2 separate regions of the Homo sapiens genome follow, and region 1 is linked to region 2. A link is an interaction called in ENCODE POLR2A ChIA-PET data of the cell type or tissue named here. Cell type or tissue: HepG2. All regions are shown on one strand. Each heading gives the region's core, and the rest is flanking DNA. Links, peaks and the distances in the headings are about the cores only.

Region 1 (5,383 bases), core at 218-5,217, 67 kb after region 2:
GTAATAATAATAATAGAGGAAAAGATAGCACAGCCTCAGAATTTTTTCCCTTTACTCAGCTGAAAATTAAACCAGACAGGCAATTACTAAGGTTTTGCCATAATATGTAATATGTGTACACCGCATTTATGGCACATTACATCTTACATGGTTATTATTCTGCATTCTTCATCCAATCATCTTATTCCTTCTGGTATTTTTATGTGGTGAATGACTACAAGCTGAAAGTCAAGTGAGAAAGGCACTGGTACTGCAATAAAACACTGACTCAATAAAGAAGGGGCTATTTAAAATGTGACCACCACTACAGTGGACCACAATTGGGGATGTTGACAGTGAATTCTTGAAGACTGGAAAAGTACTAAGGTATTAAAGCACCATCTGTAATACTATTTTTACTGCTGTGACTCATTCTGTAATTCATTCTACTATCATGCCACAATTATAACTCATTCCTCTTTCTCAAACATCAAGATTCAATAGCTTTTTGAGTGCTTTTGTAATGCTCTCTGCACTTAACTAGAAAAAAAATCAAAAGAAGAGAATTTCATGTTAAAATAGAAATGTGATATTTAAAAAAATTTTTTTTTTAGATCTTGGAGAATGCTATTGTATATTCTGACCTATTATTAGAGGAAAAGGAAACAGTTCTATTAATACTAAGTATAAACTCAGATCTATTTGGAAAGCGCTTTCAACTGATTTTCTAAGTTGTGAGTCACTAGCTGTTTTTGGTGTTTGGTGTCATTTACTGGGAACTAAATTGAATCCTATTTTGGGTGTATCAGCAAAGATATAATGGATTATAGTAAGTCAGGCTTCTGTTCAGAATTTTTTTGTTCTGTTTCAAACAGTGTTTGGTCTATCTTTTCTTTCTTTCTCAATTCCCTAACTTCCTGTATCTTTTCTTTGGGAGCTAATGTTTTGTTTTCTTTCATTCATTTCTTTCATACTTGTTCTAACTTCCCACTTTTCTCTTTTGGAGAATTTAAATTATCACCACTCAGCAGTCTGGATTTTTCATTCTAAAGATAGAGCTCTGCCACTCAGCTGAGCAGGTGGAGGGTACAATTTGACTTCTTACATCTATTCTAAATAGTAGGATTTTAAGAGAGAGGTTTTATATTTTTTCCCCAATGTAAGAGAAAGTAGCCACATGAAGTATATAAGGGCCTAAGTACAACTTATTGGCATAGTAACATATATGTTATCATAATTTATATATGTTATCTATTATAATTACATATTCAACCCTATATTCTGACTTTGAGATCTAAAAATCAGCATGTATATGTTGTGAACTATTATGTTCTGACCCACCAAAGAGTAGTAAATGACAAAGGAATCTGTTGAAATATGCAACTTTTCCATAATTACTAGGTATAGTGAACTAGTTAAACAAAAAATGTAAGATCAATTATTTCCACTCTGTAGCTCGATGTCTAGTCCAAAGTGAGGCTCCAAAGGTCATACTGAATCAAACCACAAGAATAAACACATGATCAAAATGAAATACATAACTGCCTGTTGGAATAGACTTCTCTGGGCTGCTTACTTCTCTCACATTTTGTGAGTATCTTTAGGGCCAGGCTCTTCTCACCCTCTGGGGCATGTTAGTTGAAGACTTATTTTTGTCAACAGATTGTAATATTCTGAAGGCAGTGATTATGTTTCCTATTGCTTAGTGTCCTCTATAGGGCTAAGTGGCAAAGCTCTAAAAGGGCAGATGACCAGGAAATGTTTGCTGAATTGGAAAAATAAAACAAAACAATTCAAAGGAGGTGCTGGTGCTTCTTTACTTTACAATCCCAGACTCAGTTATAGAATGCTGGCCATAATCTCAGCAACCCAAGCTTGCTTTCTTTTTCTTTTCTTTTCTTTTCTTTTTTTTTTTTTTTGAGACGGAGTCTTGCTCTGTCACCCAGGCTGGAGTCCAGTGGCATAATCTCAGCTCATCTCAGCTCACTGCAATCTCTGCCTCCTGGGTTCAAGCCATTCTTCTACCTCAGCCTCCCAAATAGCTGGGATTACAGGCACGCGCCATCATGCCCAGCTAAATTTTTGCATTTTTAATAGAGATCGGGTTTTGCCATGTTGGCCAGACTGGTCTCAAACTCCTGACCTCAGATGATCCACCCGCCTCGGCCTCCAAAAGTGCTAGGATTTACAGGTGTGAGCCACTGTGCCCGGCCCCAGGCTTTATTTCAAGAAAGCATTCTTAAGAAGCTATGAAATGCCTCTGAAAATTCCTTGCAACCTTGGAGTAACTTGATCCGGAGCCTAGACACTTGATTCTAGTCCTTGATTTTCTTATCACTTTCTGTAAACATTGAATAAACTACTGACTCTGCATTGCCTTAGCAAACAGAGTTTGTGTACATACTGCATCATGGGGAGTTAACAAAACCAACTGAATTCACAGTGGCTGCTATGATCAGGACAACTAACGTGGTTGAACTAGAATGGATCTTAGGAAGTCACTTTTCTTTTGCCAGTAACACATGCATTCTTGTGCATGAAGCAATGTATGGCTGACAGCCATCAACTGAATTACTCAACAGCTCCTCTTTGGTGCAATGCACTGTGTTGGACTCTGATACCCTGAATTCTTGATCCTCAAGGCATCGCCAGGACATTGGACTTTAGGTAAGTTAGGAGTTCTTCTTGGCTGTGCTTAGGCATCCAAGGAGCAGTGTGTGGAGAAGCAAAATTCAAACAGGTGTTATAACAAGGAATTCAATTCTGTACAGCGTCAGAATCAAAGTGACTCCCACATCATGATCCAGTTTGAGCACTGCTCCTTGTGGGCTGTTTGGATACTTCCAGGTGATACTAGAACCCCCTGTAGATTCATTGAATGGAAAGAGAAAGGAATTTAGAGATAGCCAAACCTGGCTAAAAATTTTGGCTCCAACAATTACCAACTATGTGAGATTTTGAGCAAGTTGCTTAAACTCTTTGAGCATTAGTCTCCTCATCTACAAATTGGAAATTATGAGTTGTTGTTGTTATTAGATTAAATGGGATTATGCCAAAAAGCTTTTATTATAATTCATGCCATTTAGCAAACATCAAATAAAAGATAACTTTTCCTCTTCTTCCTTTCCCTCTCCCATCTTCTCCTCCTTCTCCTTGCTCTTCTGCTCTTATTCTTATTCTTATCCCTATTCTTCTTATTCTGTGTCTATACTGGGAAAAGTACACCAGCATGGAAGGCTACATCCATCTTGCATAGAATCAGGTGTGAGGAAGACCCTAGTCCTCTTCATGGCCTTGTGTGCATGCACACACTTATATGTAAAGGCAGGAAAAGGGTTTGAGGTAGAAGGGGAAGATGGCACAGATTTTTTGAGGCAGGGATACTATCTCACGCAACACACCACCTGAATAGCCCCCTGCCCAACCAGTTAACACTCCTTGAGCAGGGAGCTGGTGATACGCTGATTTGGTCTAATTGTCATCTCTCTTCAGTCTCTTCAATTCCTGTGCCCTAGGAAGGTATGTGGAAAGAGAGAGGCAGCACTTTACTAATGGATGATTCTGCATTCTCATAAAGACCATTCTCAAGTTCACAGGCTTCAGAGGGGTGCTGCCTCCAACCACGCCTCACCCAACCCTGGTCCCCTTCTGCTCACTCCAGGGGCCCTACCAGATGAGCTTTCTGAGATCCACATGGTCCAAGGCCTTTCTCTTGGCTACTTCATATTCTAAATGCTGGGGCAAGGAACACAGTAGAAATTAAAGATGGGGAACTTGGCAGACAGGAAAAACAATTCCTGTGTACGCCAACAATTTGTAGCTAGGTCACCAAATTTGAGCTGCAAGAAAGAGGTAGATAAACACAAAACTAGACTAAGAACACATTCATCCATTTATTAATCTATTCAATTAGTTAAGATTATTATTATTTAAGTTGTTATTAATCTGTTATTTAGTTAAGATTATCATTTGGCTAAGATTGTTCGCTAAATCCCTATAATTGTAATCCCTGCTGTAACAGACACTGGGCTAAAAGCTGAGGTTGTAATGGTAAACGAATCACATAGAACACCTACACTCATGCATTTATAGTCTGGTCTGGAATCTTATGGCCTTGATGAGTAAACATCCACTTGTCTAATAATATTTCAGCTACTAGTGCCGTGTAACAAATTATCCCCCAAGTTAGCAGCTTACACCAACCTTTGTATGATGCTCATGGCTCTGAAGTTCAGGAATTTGAACAGGGCACAGCATTCCCTAATGTCTGAGGCTCAGCTAGCAAGACTCAATGGCCAGGGGCTGAAATTACCTGGTGGTGTCTCTGTTCACTTGGCTGAGTTCTTGCTGGCTGTTATCTGGGAGCCCTGTTGAGTTGTTGCCAGGAATACCTACATCATGTGACCTCTCCAACAGGATAGCCTTAGGGTAACTGTGTCTCTTAGGTGGCAACTGGCTTCCCCTAGAGCAAGCATCTCAATAGAAACCGGCAAAAGATGCATGGCTTTTTCGGGCCCTGCCTCGAAGATCATTGGCCATCACTTCTGTCACATTGTATTGGTTATTAAGGCTGAATAGACTCCAGGGAAGGAGAATTTGAGTCCTTTAACGTCTGCTGCTTGCAGCTAATAATGAAGGAGAGGCAAGGTAGGAGCACGTGGGATAGGAGATAGAGCTGTGGACATCTGTAGAAAATGCAGTCTGCAAAAATGACAAGTGTTATGGTAGGGGAAGAGAGGGGAATATATGAGGAGCCTTAGTCCTCATTGGCAAAGTCAGTTAAGAAGTTTTCAAAGAAAATGTCCACCTAGCTGAGGACCAGTGGAAATTAACCAAACAAAAATTACATGTAACATAGTATTTTAAGCAGGTGAAACAACATGGGTGAAGGCCAAGGGTCTGTTGAGAGCCTAGGCCATATGTGGAACTGAAATAGTGTCCGTGTAGCTGCCTTATAGGGTATGAGGGTGATATGTAATCAGGGAGGGTGTGATAAAGTTGGTAGAAAGGAGTGTAGCCTAGTGTAGTGAATTCTTATAATTTTATGTTGTCTCAGCATCCATTTGGAATAAAAGTTGGACTTTTTCATACCCAAAATAGGGCTTCATCACCCTTGACATGGTTTCTAGTTCTCTGTCTTCTCAACTCCTCAAAGTGGTTATTCCAGATATTTGCCTTAAATGACCACCTCCTGGTGACCCCCTCCCCATGGGTCAGCTAGATACAACCTGCTTGACTCACCCCACTGACCCCCACACCCCACATGGACTGTGCAGTGACCACCTCTCAGTCACGGCACAACCCCACAGAGCTCATATCTGCTTGCTGTAAACCCACCACTTAGAACTCGTCATGGGAAACCTAACTGGGGAAGGCCCTGGACTCCAGTAAAGGCTTTGGCCCA
Region 2 (5,383 bases), core at 89-5,088:
AGTGGTGGCTTGGAGTTACATTAATTGAAATCAACAAGACCAAATCCTTCCCTGCAAGCACATTTTGATGAGGTAAAACTGGAAGGAGTCCATGGATATTCAGTACTTAAAAAAAAGGCTTGATCATAACAAATGCCAAGAAAAAGAAGAAAGAAAATAAAATGGGGCCGGGCGCAGTGGCTCACGCCTGTAATCCCAGCACTTTGGGAGGCCGAGGTGGGCGGATCACTTTGAGCTCAGGAATTCAAGACTAGCCTGGCCAACATGGTGAAACCCTGTCTCTACTAAAAATACAAAAATTAGGTGGATGTGATGGCATGCATCTGTAGACCCAACTACTCGGGGGGCTGAGGCTGGAGAATCACTTGAGCCCAGGAGGCAGAGGTTGCCGTGAGCCGAGATTGTGCTACTGCACTCCAGCCTGAGTGACAGAGCAAGAGACACAGTCAAAAAAAGAAAGAGGCTGGGCGTGGTGGCTCACACCTGTAATCCCAGCACTTTGGGAGGCCAAGGTGGGCAGATCATGAGGTCAGGAGTTTGAGACCAGCCTGACCAACAAGGTGAAACCCAGTCTCTATTAAAACTACAAAAAGTAACCGGGTGTGGTGGCATGTGCCTGTAACCCCAGCTACTCAGCAGGCTGAAGCAGGAGAATCACTTGAACCTGGGAGGCAGAGGTTGCAGTGAGCCGAGATTGTGCGTGGGTGACAGAGTGAGAGTCTGAGAAAGAAGGAAGGAAGGAAGGAAGGAAGGAAAGAAAGAAAGAAAGAGAAAGAAAGAAAGGAGAAAGACAGAGAGAAAGAAAGAAAGAAATGAAGAAAGAAAGAAAGGGGGAGCAAGACAGAGAGAGAGAGAAATAAAAGAAGAAAGAAAAAAGAAAAAGAAAGGAAGAAAGAAAGAAAAAAGAAAGAAAGAGAGAAAGGAAAAGAAAGAAGAAAGAAAAGGGATTTAGGATGAAAAACTGGTAGTACCAAAGGGTCACTTCATACTTACAGTAGATTTTCTCATGGGATAGCCATTAGAGGTTGGCACTTTAAAAGCAATGTATGAGAGGTGGAAACCAAAACAGAAACTGCCTATCTTGAAGTAAGATGCATTTTAGTCTGATGAAAACCAGCGTCTTCACACCAACAACGTGTGCTGAAAGGATGCACAGCAAGGAGTTGCCTCGTCATTGAATGAGCTCTAAGCAAATGACTTAGGGGACCCAGGCTTCAGTCCTAGCTGTGTCATCTGATCAGTTGCCCAACTTCATGTGAGTTACGTCATCTTTCCCACCGTGATCTCCTCAGTTTCACTATCTGTAGAGTGGGAGATACAATAAACATGCCCCAGGACCACTGTGAAAGTGAAATAATATGAGTCAATGTGCTGTGTTAATTGTAAAATAATATCTAAATCTTGGCTGTTAATATTTTGATCCAATGTTGTTACCTAGCACCAAGATTGAAGAGATAAATCAAACATTAAAAAGAAAACCTAGATTAGTTTTTGCTGTACTGAACATTAAGAAAGGAGGGTTACCTCGAGAGGAGAACCGTATAAAGCTCAATTAAAATGGAAAGGGCACTGCAGTGGACTCTATGATTGGTCAAAATATTAGGCTTTCTTCATTAATCCTTCCTCCTTGGTTTGTCTGGTTAAAATCACACACAGTGGTCTGAAAGTGCAGTGGGCATCAATTAAGATTTAGGTCAGAGCCTCTGAGGTAGCCAGTGATTTAGTTTCTGGGATTAAGGAAGACAAAAGCTTACCGATGGCTGGATGAGAATAACATTCCTTTCTATTGTGATCATCCTACATCAAGGAAATGTTTGAAATTTAGGGAGTCTGTTAAAGTTATTATATGGCCGAGCTTTTGAAAAACACAGCAGCACAAATGTGTTTTATCAGTCTTTACTGTTGGTAAGAATCCTGGAGAAAGGAAATTTGATCAGTCTCCCAATGCAGTTTACTCCAAAATGGATCACTAGTCTAGAGGACCAACTGCATCTATCAGAGTCAGATCTATCTGCCAAGACTCCCCACTTCCCTCACCATCATTCACACATCCTGTGCTTTCTTTGCAAATGATACAGACTGTCATTAGGTTTAGAGTAAGCTGCAATTAGCAAGTCTCTCAACTTCTCTTACAAGGAACTTATTTTTAGTGGAAAGTTTTGTAATGGTTCCTGTCTAATGTTTAACTCTTCCCTGGAGACCAAACTCCCTAGCTCAATCATTGACAGCAGGATTCCAGGAGTGAATGGCATCCCTTTGAACCAACTAGTGACTGTAATTGCTTAAACCTAGCTACTAGCCATTTCGGCACCTTCTACACAGCACCCCTTGCAAATAAGTCCGGCAGAGCTATGGAATTTTGGCCTTTTTGTCTGAACTCTCGGGATTGTATGAGACTGGACCTTGGTTCTTAAAAGGGCTCTTCAGTGTGGTCAGGGCTGGTGATCAAAAGCATCAGTCTCAGCACCTAGTCACATGTGTTTTTCGTGTTTTCGTGGATGAGGCTGGTTCTGTGCTTGCCAAGGTCAAGCAACTCAATTACCCAGGGCCTGCTTGGAAGCTACTGTGCGCAGTCTGGCCCTCAGTGGCTTCTCCCCTTGCCCTTGGGCCCTGATGGCTGTTTGCAAGCTGGGAAGAAGACACCAGGGCTGGGGGGTACCCAGAAACCCAAACAGATGGAGAAAAGTTTCAAAAAGGCAAAACAATGAAGATTTGCTTAATTTACAGATAAAATAAAATAAACATAATTTAATCTATCAACTATATTTATTCCTGTGGTTCTTCATTAGCACAGAAAAATTAAGAATTGTTTATATTTTAAGAGTAATACAATGAATCTTTCTTCTATTCCTGAATGAGTCACACCGAAGTAACTACCACAACTCTTGGATACGCTACTAATCAACACACAATAAAACAAATGATCGCCATGGTTTTCCAACTTTAAACCCACTTGGAAAAAGTTCCATGCTGGTGGGAGCTACACCACCACGTAGCTCCATACGAATTTGTTGACTGATGACTGACACACAGAAGGGTCTACAGAATAATAAAGGAAAGCTAACTTTAAAAAACCCTCCTTCTATTTCATTTGAGTGCTTGTACATATCTGCTTATGTTTATCATCTAGTCATGAAATATCATTTCGGCTTTCTTTACAGAGGTTGGGGTGAATTTAACTGGATCATTTCATGTATCCTATAAGCCTTTGGGTTTTGTTTTTTTCTTGATCTTCTGGAATTCTTTTTTCTGTCAAACCCTACTCATTCTTTACATCCCTTCTCTTTTATGAAAACTCATTCCCTCTCCTCCTCTTCCTCCCACTAGCTAATATGTATTGAGCACTTAATGTGTCAGATACCACTTTAGGTGCTGTGTGTGTGTTGACTCATGTAACATTCAAAATCATCCATTGACTCATAAAACCTTCAAAACCACCGGTGAGGTAGGGCTCTTATTACCTCCTTTGTGCAGATGAGAAACAGAGAAACAGAAAAGTAAAGTAATTTGCTCAATAGCACATGGCAGGTGGGTGGTACAGGTTGGATTTGAACTCAGGCAGTTGGTTCTCTCTTAAGCACTCCAACCTTCTTGAATCTGTCCATTTCCTGAACCCTGATGATCATTTCCCCAACTTATGTTGCTTGATAGTTGCTTTGTGAATGTTCCCATGCTGCAGAGAAAGAATCTCCTTAGAGAGTATGCCATGACTTTCTTACATTGCTTAGAACTTTTTTTTTGCTTTGCCATTTATTTTTATCAATTATTTATTAACAAATTAACAAAACAAGAAAACAAGCCAAAACAAAAATGGTCAAAAGATAAGCCTGACGAGGGGAGAAGAATTATTATTTTTAAGTAAAATAATCTTAAAAACACATTCCTACTGTTAAATTTTATTAGGAACTCCCCATTTCTCCAACCATTGCTCCTGTGTACTACACAACCTGGCATGCATGAGTGATTGTGCACGTGTACACACACAGAGTTTTTAAAATTTGAGCCAGTTTTCAATCACAAAGCAACGTAAACTCATTTTTAAATATCTAAAGACAGACAATGTCTACTGCAGAAAGTGAACCTGTCTTATAAACCCAATCCCAAAACATTTAAAAATATTTGGGAGTCTATATTTTGCTAGACTTTTATTCTACAATGAGATAGATAAAAATGGGCTTGTACTGTATGTTCTTTTGCATTTGTTGCTTTGTATTTGATTCACATCTTTTCATATCTTTGTGTATATCCTCTTTCTTCTTTTTCACCAGTAGCACAGTATTCCAAAGTGTGGATTGCCAAATTGTAATAAGGACCCTACTGATGGACTTTTGGATTGTGTTCATGTTTTCAATATCATGCTCAACTGCATTTCACATAGCCTCAAAAGAAAGAAATCTCTGCTAGGTCGAACTCAAATAGGGAGTGTTGGGCCAAGTGGCTCTTCTGTGCAATTAAGAAAGAAATTACTCAGCAGATAGAAAGTATGACATAGAAGAGGCTAACACTTCTCTAACTGGGTATTCAGGGAATATCATTAGGGATGTCAACTGAGGTATATAAAGAGTCTTTTCCCTAAGGAACATTTCGTTTAATGATGAAATAGACACATCTCTCTGCTAAATCATGCTTGTGGGAACCCAAGGAGGCCAGCCCCTGAATCACAGGCCTGCTTAGAGTAAAACGCTGCACCGAAGCTCTGCTGACGTTTTCCTATGCTGAAGCAAGAAGTGAGGAACATTGTCTTTGAAAAATGCTCTGACCAAAACCATTCTTTGCTCTGCTATGTAGAGTAGAGCTTTGTTTTTCAATCAGGCTGTTATTCAAATGCTGGAGCGGATCCAAATTTGCTTTCCTGAGGAAAAGTCTGCCTTTGCCTACAGCACGCACACACGGCTGGAGGACGGCTCCCACCCCTGTCCTCCCAAGACCTGCATTCCAGTCCAAATGGTTCCCTCACCGACCCACTAGGTGCACAAGGCTCTCCTCAAGCCGCCTTTTCTTCCCCTCACAATCTCCTCATGCTTTTCTGTGTCCTTCCCGTTTTGCAAGGGCCATACCAGCTTCACTTCTGAGCAGGCTTCCCTGCTTACAGAGAGCTTCTTTCCCTGCCTGGTAGCACCCGTCCCTCACGCTCACTGGATGATCCACTCACTGGCTCACTCACTCGTTCCTTCAGCAGATGTCCCTCCAGCACCTCCCATGTGCCAAGAACACAGCAGGGGACAAAATAACGTCCTTCACCCACCCACGGAGCCAACGGTTCAGAGGCAGAAACAGACCATAAGCCAGTACGTCAGTCTGCACGGCGTCGGGTGGTGTTGAGGACAGGTGACAACGGGGAGGGTGACAGAGGTGACCCCGTGGCCATTTTGCATGGCATGTG

Evidence for each region. Peaks named below come from ENCODE experiments on the same cell type or tissue, not always from the same donor. Only the 100,000 strongest peaks of a DNase experiment are listed, where the experiment ranks them.
Region 1: POLR2A ChIA-PET joins it to region 2 with 12 read pairs; 6 of 35 experiments call an interaction of 5 or more read pairs at or near these places.

What each region holds. Positions count from the first base shown.
Region 1 is chr6:11,432,547-11,437,929 of GRCh38, forward strand. The region is part of intron 1 of LOC105374928 (a long non-coding RNA gene); the gene reads left to right. Among named protein-coding and RNA genes, the nearest start is that of TMEM170B, 100 kb to the right of the region's middle. In HepG2, for the core only: no CTCF peak of the experiment used is centred there; DNase peaks (open chromatin) are centred at 1,465 and 2,455.
Region 2 is chr6:11,365,543-11,370,925 of GRCh38, forward strand. It overlaps a transcript of NEDD9 not described here. Among named protein-coding and RNA genes, the nearest start is that of NEDD9, 140 kb to the left of the region's middle. RefSeq lists enhancers at 4,692-5,193, 5,194-5,383. In HepG2, for the core only: no CTCF peak of the experiment used is centred there; a DNase peak (open chromatin) is centred at 2,319.